Regions from separate parts of the Homo sapiens genome. Here region 2 is linked to region 1. A link is an interaction called in ENCODE POLR2A ChIA-PET data of the cell type or tissue named here. Cell type or tissue: PC-3. All regions are shown on one strand. Links, peaks and the distances in the headings refer to the core of each region. The heading gives the core; the rest is flanking DNA.

What was found. ChIA-PET counts read pairs that join two places held together with the same protein. Peaks named below come from ENCODE experiments on the same cell type or tissue, not always from the same donor. Only the 100,000 strongest peaks of a DNase experiment are listed, where the experiment ranks them.
Region 2: POLR2A ChIA-PET joins it to region 1 with 5 read pairs; 2 of 35 experiments call an interaction of 5 or more read pairs at or near these places.

Annotation. Positions count from the first base shown.
Region 1 is chr5:86,003,971-86,012,313 of GRCh38, forward strand. LOC105379063 (a long non-coding RNA gene) reads right to left here. Exons shown (of 3, transcript XR_948533.3): 3 at 5,296-6,878. Among named protein-coding and RNA genes, the nearest start is that of COX7C, 610 kb to the right of the region's middle. In PC-3, for the core only: no CTCF peak of the experiment used is centred there; a DNase peak (open chromatin) is centred at 4,961; H3K4me3 peaks cover 549 bases; H3K27ac peaks cover 872 bases.
Region 2 is chr5:85,862,647-85,870,989 of GRCh38, forward strand. No RefSeq gene overlaps it. Among named protein-coding and RNA genes, the nearest start is that of COX7C, 750 kb to the right of the region's middle. In PC-3, for the core only: no CTCF peak of the experiment used is centred there; no DNase peak of the experiment used is centred there.

The DNA.
Region 1 (8,343 bases), core at 2,207-7,206:
CTATGATTGAACTAACTAGAATGCTCCTGATACCTAATTAATATAAGACCTCTTGATATAATGATAAATTTGTTCCAAAATCTACATTGATATCCTTTAGTTTCATTTGCCCTAGGTTCATAGTTAGATTATGTAATAATCTGAAGTAATATTGTATGATCGTGATAACTTAATTTTCAAGTTATCAACAAATAAATTATCAAGTATATTATTAGAAGACAGCACATTGGTAATAAATGCTATGTACTGGATAGCACTAATTTATAGGATATGAAGATTAACAATAGGTAAGAATTTAGAATCCATAATTTTTTACAAGTCAGAGCTGATAATTTTATGTTGAAAAGAATTTCCAAGCTATATGGTAATCATTGTTAACTTTTAACCTAGTATTTCATAGGGATAGGCTACTTAAATAAATTATAATTGCCATATTTTATAGAAGAAAGATATTTTATTTGGGACACTGAAATTGTTGACAATTAATTTGGTTTTGTAGTATTAACAGTTTTTACCTTTTGCCTTATTTTGTATCAGCTGAATTAAATTTAGACCTTAGAGAACATTTAATGCAATATTGCATCTTGTACATGTAAATTCTCCTTCAAAGTAACATCTCCTTTCACTATTTGTTGATGGTCTATTGTACCAAGGCATGATATTACAAAACTATAGCATAAACTAGTCTTTTAGACATGAAACTGCCCACTAAGTTTGCCTATTATGTGAAAGCATAATCCCTCAAAATAAGTTCCTTTATTGCTGCAAATGCTAGAATAAAAATACACTGAATCTTACAAAATGCAAAGCTCTTAAAAGAGTTTAGGGGCACTGCTTTAGTGTGGGTTTACCGTATCCGTACTTATTTTATCTTAGCTAAATTCTGATTGTCTATATAAGTGTTTCCCAAACAGGCTTCTAATAACCATTTGAACAATTTTGCATTTAGTATATAGCATCTTTATTCTTCATTATTTAACTTGTTAGTAGACTTAATCAATCTGCTTTTTAAATTTTTAAATTTTGCCTCATACTTGCCAATACTGTCCCTGAAACGAAATCCCTGGCTTCATGGACTAGACATATTTTTTCCGTATGTGCATTGAACATAAACATGTTAAGTAAGTAAAAGTACAAATGGTACACAGAAAGAGCAAAATTGTTCAAATGTCAATTAAAGGCCTATTTGGGAAACACTCATCTAGACAATCACAGTTTAGTTAAGGTAAAATTAATATGAATACACAAAAACTACACCAAAGCAGTGACACTAAACTATTTCAAGAGTTGTGCATTCTAAGCTCAGTGAATTCTCATTCCAGTATTTGCAGCAATAAAGGGATTTATTTTGAGACAGGATACTTTCACCTTATAGCCCACTTTAGTAGGCAATTTCAGGTCTAAAGGACAGGTCTATAGGACAGGTCTATGACATAGTTTTATAGTGCCAGGTATTAACATATTAACATACATGTATATATTCATATACCACCAAAAACTATTTTGAAAACCATGACAAGTATGAAGACCTACAATAGAAAATGCTGTCCTGCATGGCTGTTGTATTGGGATAAGAGTTAATAATGGAACATGATATATAGGTAAATTACAGAATTTTGGTACTTTATGCATTTGAAAAGTAAAGTCTAGATGTAGACCAAATATAAGATGTTCCTAGTTTAAAAAATGAATCAGAAAGTATATTCCAAATTCAAAATTTAGCCTTAAGATAGACCTGAATATTCAAACGTGGTGCTTTCGTTTAAAAGAATGAAATATCTTACCTTTATACCTAGAGCCAAACAGTTGATAAGGTTGAAAGTATATAGCTACTTAACTTCTTGTGTTTTACAAATATTTTTGCTTTGGGGCTTCTATTCAGGAGAGGAAGAAAATTCTAGAAAGATGAAAAGCCATTTTTAATGCATTTTTTTCATCTGACTACAAGCAGAAGTACATATTAAAAATTAAATTAAAGTAGTACACAGAAGCATATTCCATCTTGGTTCCACTCTCAATTTGTGAGGTCTATATGAGTTTGTGTAGTTGTATAGAAATTACTGTTTTTCCTTTCTCATACACTGTGAAAGAGAACATTTGATTATTGACAGAAAAAAACACATATTCTTGAATTGAGATGAGAAATATATGCAAATATAATTAATTTACTTTATTTCTGACAAATAAGCATTTATTCCCAAATTGGTAAAGCAAATTCTGAACTTTACTTAGATATAGTTTATGTATTATATAATGTAATTTAATGTTATAAATTTAATGCATTTTCCACAATCACCTTGATAGTGATGAACTGTGATTCTTTTTCATTGTAAAATGACCCAAAATAATTAGGTCAAACAGAGCCATTAGGTTTTTCTAGTTTACTACAATAATTAGATACAGGTAAGTATTATTGCTTTTCCACCACAGTCTTATTCACAGAGCAATTTCCTGACAATTTTGCAACACATGCACATACAAACTTTAGCATGTGTCGGCGGGGGGGGTGAGAAGCAGGAACACACTATAAATATAGTCATACAACATTTTTGGTAGAAGTTCACGAAGTCCTAGCTGTCTACTATTTTCAATTTTCTGATTAAAATTTTCATTAAATGTCCAATCATTGAAATTAGGTCTATTAGGGATTAAATTTATAATGTCAGCTACAAAAATACATTTTATTTTATTTCCAGCTTTTAAGTTCAGAGGTAATTGTGCAGGATGTGCAGGTTTGTTACATAGGTAAACATGTCCCGTGGTGATTTGCTACACAGATAATCTCATCACTCAGGTATTAAGTCCAGCATCCATTAGCAATTCTTCCTGATCCTCTCCATCTTCCCACCCCCTGCCTTCCGATAGGCCCCAGTGTGTGTTGTTCCTCACAATGTGTCCATGTGTTCTCATCATTTAGCTCCCACGTAAAAGTGAGAACACGAGGTATTTGGTTTTCTGTTTCTGAATTAGTTTGCTAAAGATAACGGCCTCCAACTCCATCCATGTCCTTGCAAAGAACCTAATCTCATTCATTTTTATGGCTGTATGGTATTCCATAGTGTATATGTACCACATTTTCTTTATCCAGTCTATCATTGAATGGCATTTAAGTTAATTTGATATCTTTGCTATTGGGAGTAGTGCTACAAAGAACATACTCATGAATGTGTCTATAATAGAATGATTTATCTTCCTTTGGGTATATACCCAGCAATGGTTGAACTAATTTACACCCTCACCAACAGTGTAAAAGTGCTCCTTTTTTACCACAACCGCACCAGTACCTGTTGTTTTTTGAATTTTTAATAATTGCCATTCAGACTGGTGTGAGATGGTACCTCATTGTGATTTTGATTTGCATTTCTCTAATGATCAATGATGTTGAGATTTTTTTTCATATGTTTGTTGGGTGCATGTGTGTATTCTTTTGAGAAGTGTCTGGTCATGTCCTCTGTCCACTTTCTAATGGGTTTTGTTTTCTGCAAATTTCTTTAAATTTCTTATAGATGATGGATATTAGACATTTTTCAGATGGGTAGATTGCAAAAATTTTCTCCCATTCTGTAGGTTGTCTGTTTACTCTGTTGATAGATTCATTTGCAGTACAGAAGCTCTTTAGTTTAATTAGATCCCATTTATCAATTTTTGCTTTTGTTGCAAATACTTTTGGCAGCTTCGTTATGAAATCTTTGCCCATGCCTATGTCCTAAATGGTATTGCCTAGGTTTTCTTCTAGAGTTTTTATAGTTTTGGGTTTCATTTCAGTCTTTAATCCATCTTGAGTTGATTTTTGTATGTGGTTTAAGGAAGGGGTCCAGTTTCCATTTTCTGCATACGGCCAGCCAGTTCTCCCAGCATCATTTATTAAATAAGGAATCCTTTCTCCATTGCTTGTTTTTGTCAGGTTTGTCAAAGATCAGATGGTGGTAGGTGTGCAGTCTTATTTCTGGGTTCTATATTCAGTCCCATTTGCCTATGTGTCTGTTCTTGTATCAGTATTGTGTTGTTTTGGTTACTGTAGCCATGCAGTATAGTTTGAAGTTGGATAGTGCGATGCCCCCAGCTTTGTTCTTTGGCTTAGGATTGCCTTGGCTATTTGGGCTTTTTTTTTTTTTTTTTTTTTTTGGCTCCTATGAACTTAAAAATAGCCCTTTGCTAATTCTGTGAAGAATGTCAATGGTAGTTTAATGGGAATAGCATTAAATCTATAAACTGCTTTGGGCAGTATGGCCATTTTTATGATATTGATTCTTCCTATCCATTAATGTGGAATATTTTTCCATTTGTTTGTGTCATCTCGAATTTCTTTGAGTGGTGGTTTGTAGTTCTCCTTGAGATCCTTCACTTCCCCTGTTAGGTGTATCCTTAGGTATTTTATTCTTTTTGTGGCAATTGTGAATGGGATTGCGTTCTTGATTTGGCTCTTTGCTTGCCTGTTGTTGGTGTATCAGAATGCTAACAATTTTTGCACATTGCCTTTGTGTTCTGAGACTTTGCCAAGTTGCTTATCAGCTTAAGAAGCTTTTGGGCTGAGACGATGGTGTTTTCTAGATACAGGATTATGTCATCTGCACACAAAGATAGTTTGACTTCCTCTCTTCCTATTTGACTACTCTATTTCTTTCTGTTGCCTTATTGCCCTGGCCAGAAATTCCAATACTGTGCTGAATAGGAGCTATGAGAGAGGGCACCCTTGTCTCCTGTTGATTTTCAAGGGGAATGCTTCCAGCTTCACCCATTCAGTATGATATTGGCTGTGGGTCTTACTATTTTGAGGTATGTTCCTTCAATACCTACTTTATTAAGAGTTTTAACATGAACAAATGTTGACTTTTATCAAAGGCCTTTTCTCCAGCTATTTAGATAACTTTGTGGTTTTGTTTTTAGTTCTGTTTATGTAATGAATCACATTTATTGATTTGTGTATGTTGAATCAGCCTTGCATCCCAGAGATGAAGCCAGCTAGGTTGTGGTGGATAAGCTTTTTGATGAGCTGCTGGTTTCGGTTTGCCAATACTTTGTTTAGGATGTTTTGTTTGCTTTAATTTTTTTTTTTTCAGATAGTGTCTCACTCTGTTGCCTAGGCTGGAATGCAGTGGCATGATCTCAACTCACTGCAACCTCCGCCTCCCGAGTTCAAGTGATTCTTCTGCCTCGCCTTCCCAAGTAGCTGGGACTACAGGTGCCTGCTACCACGCCCAGTTAATTTCCTTATTTTTAGTAGAGATGGGATTCCATCATGTTGGCCAGGCTGGTCTCAAACTCCTGACCTCAGGTGGTCCACCCACCTCAGCCTCCCAAAGTGCTGGGATTACAGGCATGAACCACAGTGCCTGGCATTTGTTTAGGATTTTTGCACCAATGTTTATCAAAGGTATTGGTCAGAAGTTTTCTTTTTTGCTGTATCTCTGCCATGTTTTTGTGTCAGGATCATGCTGGCCTCGTAGAATGAGCTAGGGAGGAATCCTCCCTTTTCAATATTTTGAAATAGTTTCAGTAGGAATGGTACCAGCTTTTCTTTGTACCTCTGGTATTACTAAGCTGTAAATTTGTCTTGTCCTGGGCTTTTTTTTTTTTGCTAGACTATTTATTACTGCGTGTATTTCAGAGCTTATTATTTCTCTATTTAGGGATTCAGTTTCTTCTTGATTCAGACTTGTGAGGGTGTATGTGTTCAGGAATGTATCCATTTCTTTTAGATTTTCTAGTTTATGTGCATAGAGATGTTTATAGTATTCTCTGATGGTTGTATTTCTGGGGAGTCAATGTTAATATCCTCCTGATCATTTCTGATTGTGTTTATTTGAATCATCTCTCTTTTCTTCTCTATTAGTCTAGCTAATGATCTATTTTATTATTTTTTTCAAAAAATATACAGCTCCTGGATTTGTTGACATTTTGAAGGATTTGTCATGTCTCTGTCTCCTTAAGTTCAGCTCTGATCTTGGTCATTTCTTATTTTCTGCTAGCTGTAGGGTTTGTTTGCTGTTCGTTCTCTAGTTTTTTAGCTGTGAGGTTAGGTTACTAACTTTAGATCTTTCTAGCTTTTTGATGTGGGTATTTAGTGCTATAAATTTCCCTCTTAACGCTGCTTTAGCTGCATCCCAGAGATTCTGCTATGTTGTATCTTTCTTCTCATTAGTTTCAATAAACTTCTTGATTTCTTCCTCAATTTCATTATTTACCCAAAAGTAACTCAGGGAGAAGATTGCTGAATTTCCATGTAGCAGTATGGTTTTCAGTGAATTTCTTAATCTTGAGTTATAGTTTGATTGTGCTGTGGTCTGAGAGACTGCTATGTTTCATTTTTTTTTTTTTTGGATTTGCTGAGGAGTGTTTTACTTCTGATTATGTGATCAATTTTAGAGTAAGTGCCATGTGGCGATGAGAAGAATGTATATCCTGTTGTTTTGGGGTGAAGAGTTCTGTAGATATTTATCAGGTCCACCTGATCAAGAGCTGAGTTCAGGTCCTGAATATCTTTGTTAGTTTTCTGTCTTGGTGATCTATCTAATATTGTCAGGGGGATGTTAAAGTCTCCCACTATTATTGTGTGGAAGTCTAAGTGTCCTTGAAAGTCCCTAAGAATCTGCATTATGAATCTGGGTGTTCCTGTATTGGGTGCATATATATTTAGGATAGTTAGCTCTTCTTGCTGAATTGAACGCTTTACCATTATGTAATGTCTTTCTTTGTCTTTTTTTGGTCTTTGTTGGTTTAAAGTCTGTTTTGTCAGAAATTACGATTATAACCCATTTGTTTCTATTTTCCATTTGCTTGGTAAACTTTCCTCCATCCCTTTCCTTTCTGATGAAAATTTGCATTAAATGTCCCACCATTGAAATTAGGTTTATTAGAGATTAAATCTAGAATGCCATCTGCAAAAAAAAAAAAAAAGTTTTAAATTAGGTTACTTGTTTCACTAGATCCTCATACTCTATCATGCAAAGACAAAATATACTTTATTTTATGCTATTTATCTTGAATATCACCAATTTCATTAATAAGAATTTATGATACCGAATTAAAAAAACTACTCGTTTCACCAGTGATAGTTATTTAGGTTTGCCAGATTTAGCAAACAGATATACAAATAATGAAATATAAATTTCAAATAAACAATTTTTAAAGAATATATATATGGCTTGTGCATTAATTGGGAAAATAGTTACACAAAAGTAACACGTTATCTTTCTTAGCTGAAATTCAAATGTAATTGGTTGTCCTATATTTTATCTGGCAACCCTATACCTATTTCCAACATTCATTATGGCACTTACCAAAAGCTATATTATGGATCATTTACTCATGCAATAAATATTAATTAAGCACCTACTCTGAGTCATGCTCTGTTCTATAAATTGAAAATATAACTATCAATAAAAAGAATCTTTACTCATAGAAATTACACTCTAAGAGGAAAGACTAACAATTTTAAAAGTCTGCATGAATACCTTAAATACTATACTAAAGATGATTAGGGCCATTAAGAACAAAAAGCAAGAAAAGGGAATGAGAAAAGGAAGGCAAATAGTATATTAAAGGTGATAACAGGCAACAAAGGTGATAACAGCCATTAAGAACAAAAAGCAAGAAAAGGGAATACAAAAAGGAAGGTCAGTTGAAAATGTTTAAATGAGAAACCAAAAGACCTCCTTGTGTTTACATTTGAATAAAGACCCAGACAGAATGGGGTCTTGCAGACATTTTGGGGTAAAGCAGCGGGAACAGAAGAAACAGTAAGTGAAAGACCCTAAGGTAGACACCTGCTTCATCTGTTTTGGAGGAGCGACAGGAGGCCCTCTCAGGTTGGAGCCTCTCTGGTGAGAGCAGAAGGGAAGGGAGAAGAGTGATGGGTTGAGGTAGGCTATTTTGAAGAACCTTGTAGATTTACTTAAGGGCTTTGGTATTTAATCAGAGTACATTATAAAGCGTTAGAGGAACACAAATAGTTAAGTCATTTGATAGCTTTCTTTGAAGTGTAGCAATGCTAGCTGACCACCTTTGCTGGGAGAATTCTTGAAGAGGGTAACTAATTAGGATAATTGACCATGCGGAGTCTGTCACTGAAACTAATGTACATTTATATATCATGATGACTTAGCTAAATAGAATTAAATGGCACATATCTTAATAGTAAAAAGTCAAAATATAAAATCATTTTATTTGCTGACAAGTATTTTTATAGCCAGTAGTAGCAAATGTACTACTATATAATACTAGCTACCATCTTTTTGCATGCCATTTGAATGTTCTATCCTCTCTTAAAAATAATTTTTGGGTCTAGTGAAGCCTTAATCCCAGCACTTTGGGAGGCCAAAAAAGGAGGATTGCCTGAGCCTA
Region 2 (8,343 bases), core at 2,210-7,209, 140 kb before region 1:
GGTCATCTCAAGTCTTCATTGAATCAATGTAATCAGTCTCTTACCATAGCTGCCTGACAGAATAAGCATGAGCATTTTGGGGTATAAATAACATTTACTTCAATTTGGATAGTGTTTTAAAACACAGCATCTGGTAAACAATTACAAATTAGGTGACCTACAGGAAAATGTAATATTTAATAAAGTCATTAGTAATTTTGAAGCAGATTAGCTAGCCATTTGAAATATCATGCAGGGGGTTTAAAACAATTATAATTAATATTTTAACAAGCCTAAAGGAAAAGATGAAAAGGTTGAGAATTTTAGTACAAAGAAAGTATCTCTAAAAACCAACCAACCAAATAGAAAATGCTATCTGGAATAAAGGTTTCAATGCATGGACTTAATACCAGACTAGATATATCAGAAGGAAGATACATAGAAAGGTCTATAGAAACATTTAAACTGATGAACAGAGGAGAAATAAAAGACTGGAAATGAACAAGAATATGAGAGACATGTTGGATGATATCAAATAATCCACAGTATATGTAGTTAGAGTCTCAGAAGGAAAGGAGAGACACAATGGAAAATAAACATTTGAAAAGATAATGGCAAAAAGCTTTTCAAAAATAATAAAACCCTTATCAACACATTCAAAAGTTCTATAACTCCCAAACAGGACAAATATAATGACAAAATACACTTAGACACATAGTCAAATTACTGAAAATTAAAGATAAAGAGAATATCATAGCAAAGCTAGAGGAAGAAAAAAAGACACATTACAACAACCATATGAATTCATTTACTTCTCAAAAAACAGTGTAATGAGTAGAAAAAAATAACTTTGCAAAAAAAAAAAAACCCACCAAACTTGTCAACCTAGAATTCAAGAAAGTGAAAAATATCTAATCTACTTCAGAAATGAAAGGAAAATAGAAACATTTCAGACAAATAAAACGAGATAATATGTTACCAGCAGATTCCCAATATGAAAATTAATATTAAAAATTGTATATAATTTATATGAAAATCATACATATTAAGGTCAAATTTCACATTTTTAGAAAAGTAGATTCCTCTGCTTAACAATTTTAATTAATGCATTCTTTATTTTAAATTCAAGCATTTTAATGATTATAAAATACCAAATTTCTAATTCCTATAATTCTTTTTCAGGAAGGAATTGAAAGTGCAATAGTGAAGACCTTGGCAGGTGAAAATCACCATCTGTTTTTTGAACAGATACACATTAATATAAGGGATTGTGATTTCCTTGTAAACATTTAACTGTAAAGGTAAAGAAAACTCCAGTGTATATAGCAAGAAAAGGAAACAGCAACCTGGGACTGGGGGAATAAAAGAAAATGTTTGGAATTGTTAAAATTTAGGCGTTTACAGGTGAAGAGGCAATCCACAGAATTGGAGAAATTATTTGCAAACTATCCATCTGACAAAAGAGTAATAACCAGAATATATATGGAGCTCAAATAACTCATAGGAAAAAAAACTAATAATCCAATTAAGATTGGACAAAAGATCTGAATAGACATTTCTCTAAAAAAGAAACAGAAATGGTAAACAGGTATATGATAAGGCACTCAATATCAATGATCATCAGAGGAATGCAAATTAAAATTACAATGAGATATCATCTGATGCCAAAAAATGGCTTAAATCCAAAAGACAGGCAATAATGAGAATACGTGAAGGTGTGGAGAAAGGAAACCCTCATACGCTGTCCCTGGGAATGTAATTTAGTACAAAAACTATGGAGAACAGAACAGAAGTTCCTCAGAACACTAAAAATAGTACTTCTATATGATGCGGCAAGCCCACTACTAAGTATATATCTATAATAAAGGAAATAGGGATATTGAAGAGGTAACTGCACTCTTGTGTTTGTTGCAGCATTATTTATAATAGCCAAAATTTGGAAGCAATCTAAGTGTCCATCAACAGATGAATGGATAAAGAAAATGTAGTACATGCATACAATGGAGTACTATTCAGCCATAAAAAAGAATGAGATCTTGTTATTTGCAATAACATGGATGGAACTGGAGATCATTATATTAAGCAAAAAAAAAGCCAGGCACAGAAAGACAAACTTTGCATTACTTATTGCAAAGCTTATTTGGGAAAGCTAAAACTGAAAACAAACAAACTCATGGAGAGAGAATAGAATGATGGTTACCAAAGGCTGGTAAGGGTAGGGAGGGTGGAGAGAAGTGGGTATGGTTAATGGGTACAAAACTATAATTAGAATGAATAAGATCTAGTATTTGATAGCACAACAGGGTGACTACAGTCAACAATAATTTAGTGTACATTTCAACATAACTAAAAGGGTATAATTGTATTGTTTATAACACAAAGCGAGGATAAAAGGTTGAGGTGATGGATGCCCCATTTACCCTGATGCAGTTATTACACATTGTATGCCTGTATCAAACTACATCCTGTATCCTACAAATATATACACTATGTATCCATAAATATTAAAAATTTAAAAATTAAGAGTTTAGGGAAGGAGACTTAGATAAAACAAAACAAAACACTTACTTTAAGGATGGGACTACTGCTCAGTAATGGTAAATGTACACAGCAAGGAAAGAATGATGGACCCAGGAGTAGGAAAAAAAAATTATCCAGATTTCTCAGTGCTGTTAAATGGTCTTAGGTCACTCGCTGAGATACAGAAATGTAAGCAACGTATAAGAAGCTAATGCTGATTTGACATACTATCGAAGCATTTTTCTCTTGGTATAATATGAGAATTTGATCTTTGGCCATTTTTCTAGTCAAGTGCTCTGAACTGAGAGGACCAAATAGTTACAGTATAGACTAAGACCCTAGGTTAACTCACAAAGTCCCATAAAGATTAAAGTGCTGTGTCCATGTATATTTATATTTCCAGAAATACAAAGTCCAGACTTTGAAGACATCTCTAAGTCATAAAAGTCAGAAGCCCCAGGGTTTATTATCTGACCCTTAGAAAGATGTGCCTACATTGCAAGGTGTTAGAGTCAGGACCCAGGATTATTCCAACTCATATCCAAGGAGCAAATGCTCTCTCTCTTTCTCTATGTATTTGCATGTATCCATGCATAAAAATATGTATAAATGTATACGTGTCCATTATTTGTTTATGTTTTTATAAAAATAACATTTTTTTTTTTCAGGAAGAACTAGGGACAACTTTGTCTTGTATATAAATGTTATCCCTCTTCCTTGCCTGTGAAGTGACTGGTTACTCTGGTATATTTTATTTTCCATCTGGCTTTCATTGATTTGTCCCATTGGTAAGGTCTATGGCAAAGGGGGGTCAACATACTTTTCTGTAAAGTAATGCTGTAAACTGAATATTTCTGTTCTCCACAAAATAATATATTGAAGTCTTAATTATCAATGAGATGGTATTAAGAGGTGGGGACTTTGGCAGGTGTGTAGGTCATGAGGTTGGAGCCCTTATGAGTGACATTAGTTCCCTTAGAAAAGAGACTCTGGAGTGCTCTCTCAACCTTGCTACCATATGAGGGCACGGCCAGGGGAAGGCTATCTATGAACTAGGAAGCAGGCCTTCATCAGACACCAAATCCGATGGTGTTTTGATTTAGGACTTCTCGGCCTCCAGATACGTGAAAAATACATTTCTCCTGCTTATAAGCCACCCAGTCTATGGTAGTTTGTTATAGCAGTTCATACAGATTGAGATAGGTAATTAATAAAAATTTGTCTCTTATTCAGAACCTTCAACTGTTCATTCAAGATAAAGTTAATAATGACGAATGTTGAAAACTCAGCACTGGGCACCAGCTGGTGCTGCTGAAAGAATACAGAATAAAATTAGTGTTTCTAATATTGGCAAAAACTGCCAGCTGCACTCAGCTGTTGCTACAGGAAGAAATTTTCACTGCCAGAGTGAAAAAGTGTGTTAAGGTGATACTCACAAGTAGAGAAACAGACAAAAAGCCCACAAGAATGCCCCAGGAATTAAGAAGTCCCTTCCTCCTCCTCCAAGCTTATAGTCTCCTGGTGCCATCTATTTTCAGACCTTAACCCATTTATGTCAGGTGTTCCATTACTGGAACACTAAGCTTGTGGGAGTCATGTATATACTACTGCTCAAGGTCATCGCCAAGGTCTGATTTTTCACAAAAAACATTTGCAACCTGCAGGATAAATGGGCTAACAGGGAGCCATCTGGAACAGCAGAAATGTGCTTTTCACAGTCCCAGTCCCAAAATCAAAAAGGATTGTAGAAAAGAGCAAGTTTAGAGATGAGAGAAAATAAATTACTAACAGGCATACGGTGTTTCTGAGAAAGGAGAGAATGTTTCATCAATTTATGTCATCTGATGCTGCTCTGATGTTTTTCTTTTTCTTGTTGAGATAGTATCATTTCAAGCTGAGGGGATGAGGAAACTTTTCAAGTTATTTTTTAAATGTATTTAAATTATTAATAGAAAGGAAAACAGATTTGTTCTCTAGAAAATTCATGTTAGAAAAAGTGTACAGATTGGTAAATACAAAAGCATGAGTCTATTAAACTATGTAAGATAGGATTAAAAAAGTAAAATAAATTAATAATAATCATAGGAAAGACATGAATTGAGTATTTCTTGATTTCACAAGAAGACTAAAGTTTCATAAAAATAGCTTATACCTCTAAAAAATGTTGTTCCACCAGAAGAAAAAAGATGATTGAATGTGCTGCACCTTCATTCTGATGTTTGTCAGGATTTTTGAAGGAGTAAAAATATAGATGTACACATTCATAGATGTAAGAAAATGTCACCATAACTCCCTCTAGCAGAGAAGTGGATTTTGTTTAGTAAATACATTTATAACTGTCTTGTGGGGAAAGGTGAGACCCTAGGGGCAGTCATTAGGTAGCAAGTCTATAAAAGAACTAGCTAAAATTTTCTGTGTGATAAATAAAGAAGAGTCTGTAGAGTAAGAGAGAGATGATAGGAGGAAAAGGAAGATATGCAACAAGATGACGTGAAGCTAGTATTGAACGTGGAGGAAAGAGGTAATACAAAGTATCCCAAGAAATAAGATTTGAAAAGAACAATTACCAGCATTTTTTTTAATCTTTTTTTGAGACGGAGTCTCACTCTGTCCCCCAGGCTGAAGTGCAGTGGTGCGATCTCGGCTCACTGCAAGCTCCTCCTCCCGGGTTCATGCCATTCTCCAGCCTCAGCCTCCTGAGTAGCTGGGACTACAGGCGCCCGCCACCACGCCCGGCAAATTTTTTTGTATTTTTAGTAGAGACGGGGTTTTGTATTTTTAGTAGAGACGTAGTAACCAGGATGGTCTCGATCTCCTGACCTCGTGATCTGCCCGCCTCGGCCTCCCAAAGTGCTGGGATTACAGGTGTGAGCCACAGCGCCCAGCCAATTAACAGCATGTATATCCACATTGCAACCTGAATGTGTCTGAGTTTGCTTTGTCAGCGTGTAGTAGAAGAAGGGTGGACTTTTGCCCAAACTTTGATTCAGATGTGCAGACTGCAAACCCCCGCCATAGAAATAGTTTATTATTCATGCAAGGGACTACAGGGGAGAGCACAGCTTGCACAAGCAGATCCAGACTGCCTTGCGGGAAGCAGAGGGAGTTAGCTCTTTCACAGACGCTAGGGGGTGGGATTGGGGAAAAGTTCCCATGCTGGCTGGAGATGTACAAGGTTCATATTTCCCAAGGGTGCCAATGTACACCTTGTAATAAGTCTGTCCATATGTAGAACCAAAGGGGAAAGAAAGATGAAGTTTAAAACAATGTCAGTAGCCAAACATCAAAAAAACGGTTGGACTCTTTATTACAGAGTTGCTATGATGAAATGTCCTTCTCTAAACTCCAAATCTTCCATTAATTCTACTAGATTGATGTATTATATAGATGAGGTTTATGTTTATTACTGATTTTGTTTGGGTGAAATTCAAGGAAGATGCCAATATTTTACAGAACAACTATTGATGTCAGAGATGACATGAGAACATTAACTCTACAGTACCAGGAATATCTTTGAGGAGTTTAGCACAACTTATGTGCACTACTGGAGCTGAAGAGTTTTACTAGATTTGAAGTGGGAAAAAGATCTCAGCTAAAACAAAGGCAATCAGCACATAAAACATGTAAATTCAGTTGCAACTGAGCACTGTCATAACCACCTGGACTGTATTTCTTCAAATCTTAATAAAATTTAAGGTTACAGTTTTTTAAAAATAAACTGTCAGTTATGTTTTATTTATATTTTATTATTAAACTTACCAGGAAAAGTTTATAATTTTTTATTAATTTTATTATCTACCTGGGCCTCAATGCACCTCTACAACCTGTTTACAACATTTGTATTTGTGAAGCCACAAAGATACGTATAAAACTTCAAATGTCTGTAGCTACTCACTTTTTTCCAATTCCCCTTTAAAATATGTAAATGGAGAAAAATATTGTAGTATACCAAAATTATATCTACAAAATTTACTTCTTTCTTGAAAATAATTGCTAAATAAGTACATTACGTTGAAAAGTTTTAAAATTGTAAAATGAACGGAATTGATAGGTATCTCTGGATTTTCTTAGCTCACATTTCAACTAATGCATTAATATTCAATAGTAAAATTATAATTATTTTGACATTATTTAAATGAACAAAACATTCTAAAAACAAAAATACAAATAATTGGTAATGACCTAAGAAAAACAAATTAATGGAAATATAAGTATTTTCAATCTATCACAACAATACCCTTAATAGCATTAAAGCACTGTGTTATCTGGGATTTAGTAAGTACACAGGACTCAAATTTTAAAGGACATTTAGATTTCAGAATTGTCTCTGGGGATATAGCATGATTAGGAATCATGACAGTAGAGATGACAGATGAACACACTTGAGAATCATAAAAGAATCACACTCTACTGTATTTAAATATGAGTGTAAGAGAAGAGAGGGGTAAATAATAGTGACTGTCTTCTGATTCAAACTGGTGGATAGATATTGCTTCATTGAAGTACACAGAGTTAAATAAGGTGACGATGAGTATAGTTTTGGGCATGCCTATAAGATATTCAAGTGGAGACATCCAAGAAGCATAGATAAAGTCAGTATTGAATTTATAACTAAGCTTAGGTCTTGAAACAAAAATATGAATTATTATTGTTCTTATAATAAAACTGGTTGGTCCAGTTTCTTCTAATTTCTTTTACTCATTTAACAGTTAATAGTACACAGAAGCTTTTGGTTTCCAGTCTGGTCTGTATGAAGTGTAGAAGCTTACTTGCTGTACTAACACCAAATAAAAAGTTGAACAAACTGAAAATTCAATAGCTCGTCTTAGATCCTTAGCAAAGTGAAGTCACAGGGCAAACCACTGCTCCCCAAACTGGAGAGACAGACAGGCGGGTATAGAGAATCACATCTTACTGGAGGGGAAACCTCTGCAGGAATGAGTGCCCAGTTAGAAAAGCCTAAACTTTAATTGGTGAAATGCTAGAAGTTCAGTGTGGAGAATTCTGAGAGTTAAAATCTTAGGGAGACCCAGTCATAGGCGTGGCCTCACCCTTTTCTGGGTTTTACCTGCAAGAGCCCTGCATTATCCTAGTTGGTTTTCCTTGATTCTGTAGTCACCTTTGTAAATTATCTTTTCATTAAACTCATTCATTCCCCCTTTGAATATGCCAATAATTTCCTCTCAGGATTTATGAGATTGTTGGAACTAGGAATGACTACAGAAAACAGATTTTTAAAATGAAACCTGACATTGGATTGCTATCACATTTTTAATATATACTATGATGTCCTCGTTGAAGGGAAATTACATATGGGTAAACTGGCTTGAAGTAACTCTTTTCAATCTTTTAATTATGGATGGAATGGGTTGCAAATGGAGGGCAAGGCAATGGCAGTCACACAGCTATCACTTAGTTACAAAGGCAGCAATCATGATTACTAACATTATGGCTTGAAGCAGCTACCTTTGAAAATTTTAGAGTTTATACAGAACAAGGATGAAAAAATAGAATGCCTCAGTGGCAATTCTGAAAAAAAGTTTCTTATCTTTTATAGTTTCAGGGAAGACATGTCTTAGAATCAAGCCCAGGGCTTAATTGTAAAAATTAAAGTTACAATGCCAATATATAACCCAACTACATTTTCTTATGCTAAAATAAGTACACTTGGAGGAAAAAAGTGAAACTCTGAAATACACAATGAAAAAAATCTAAGCAAGCATAGACCAGATGAGATGAGGCTGAGAATATTTATGCCGAAATTCTTCTGAAAGTTTTTTGTTAGCAAAAGCAATTTCTCCTTCTGTGGAGGAATCATCTTTTTTTCTGCTTAAAAGTATTGCA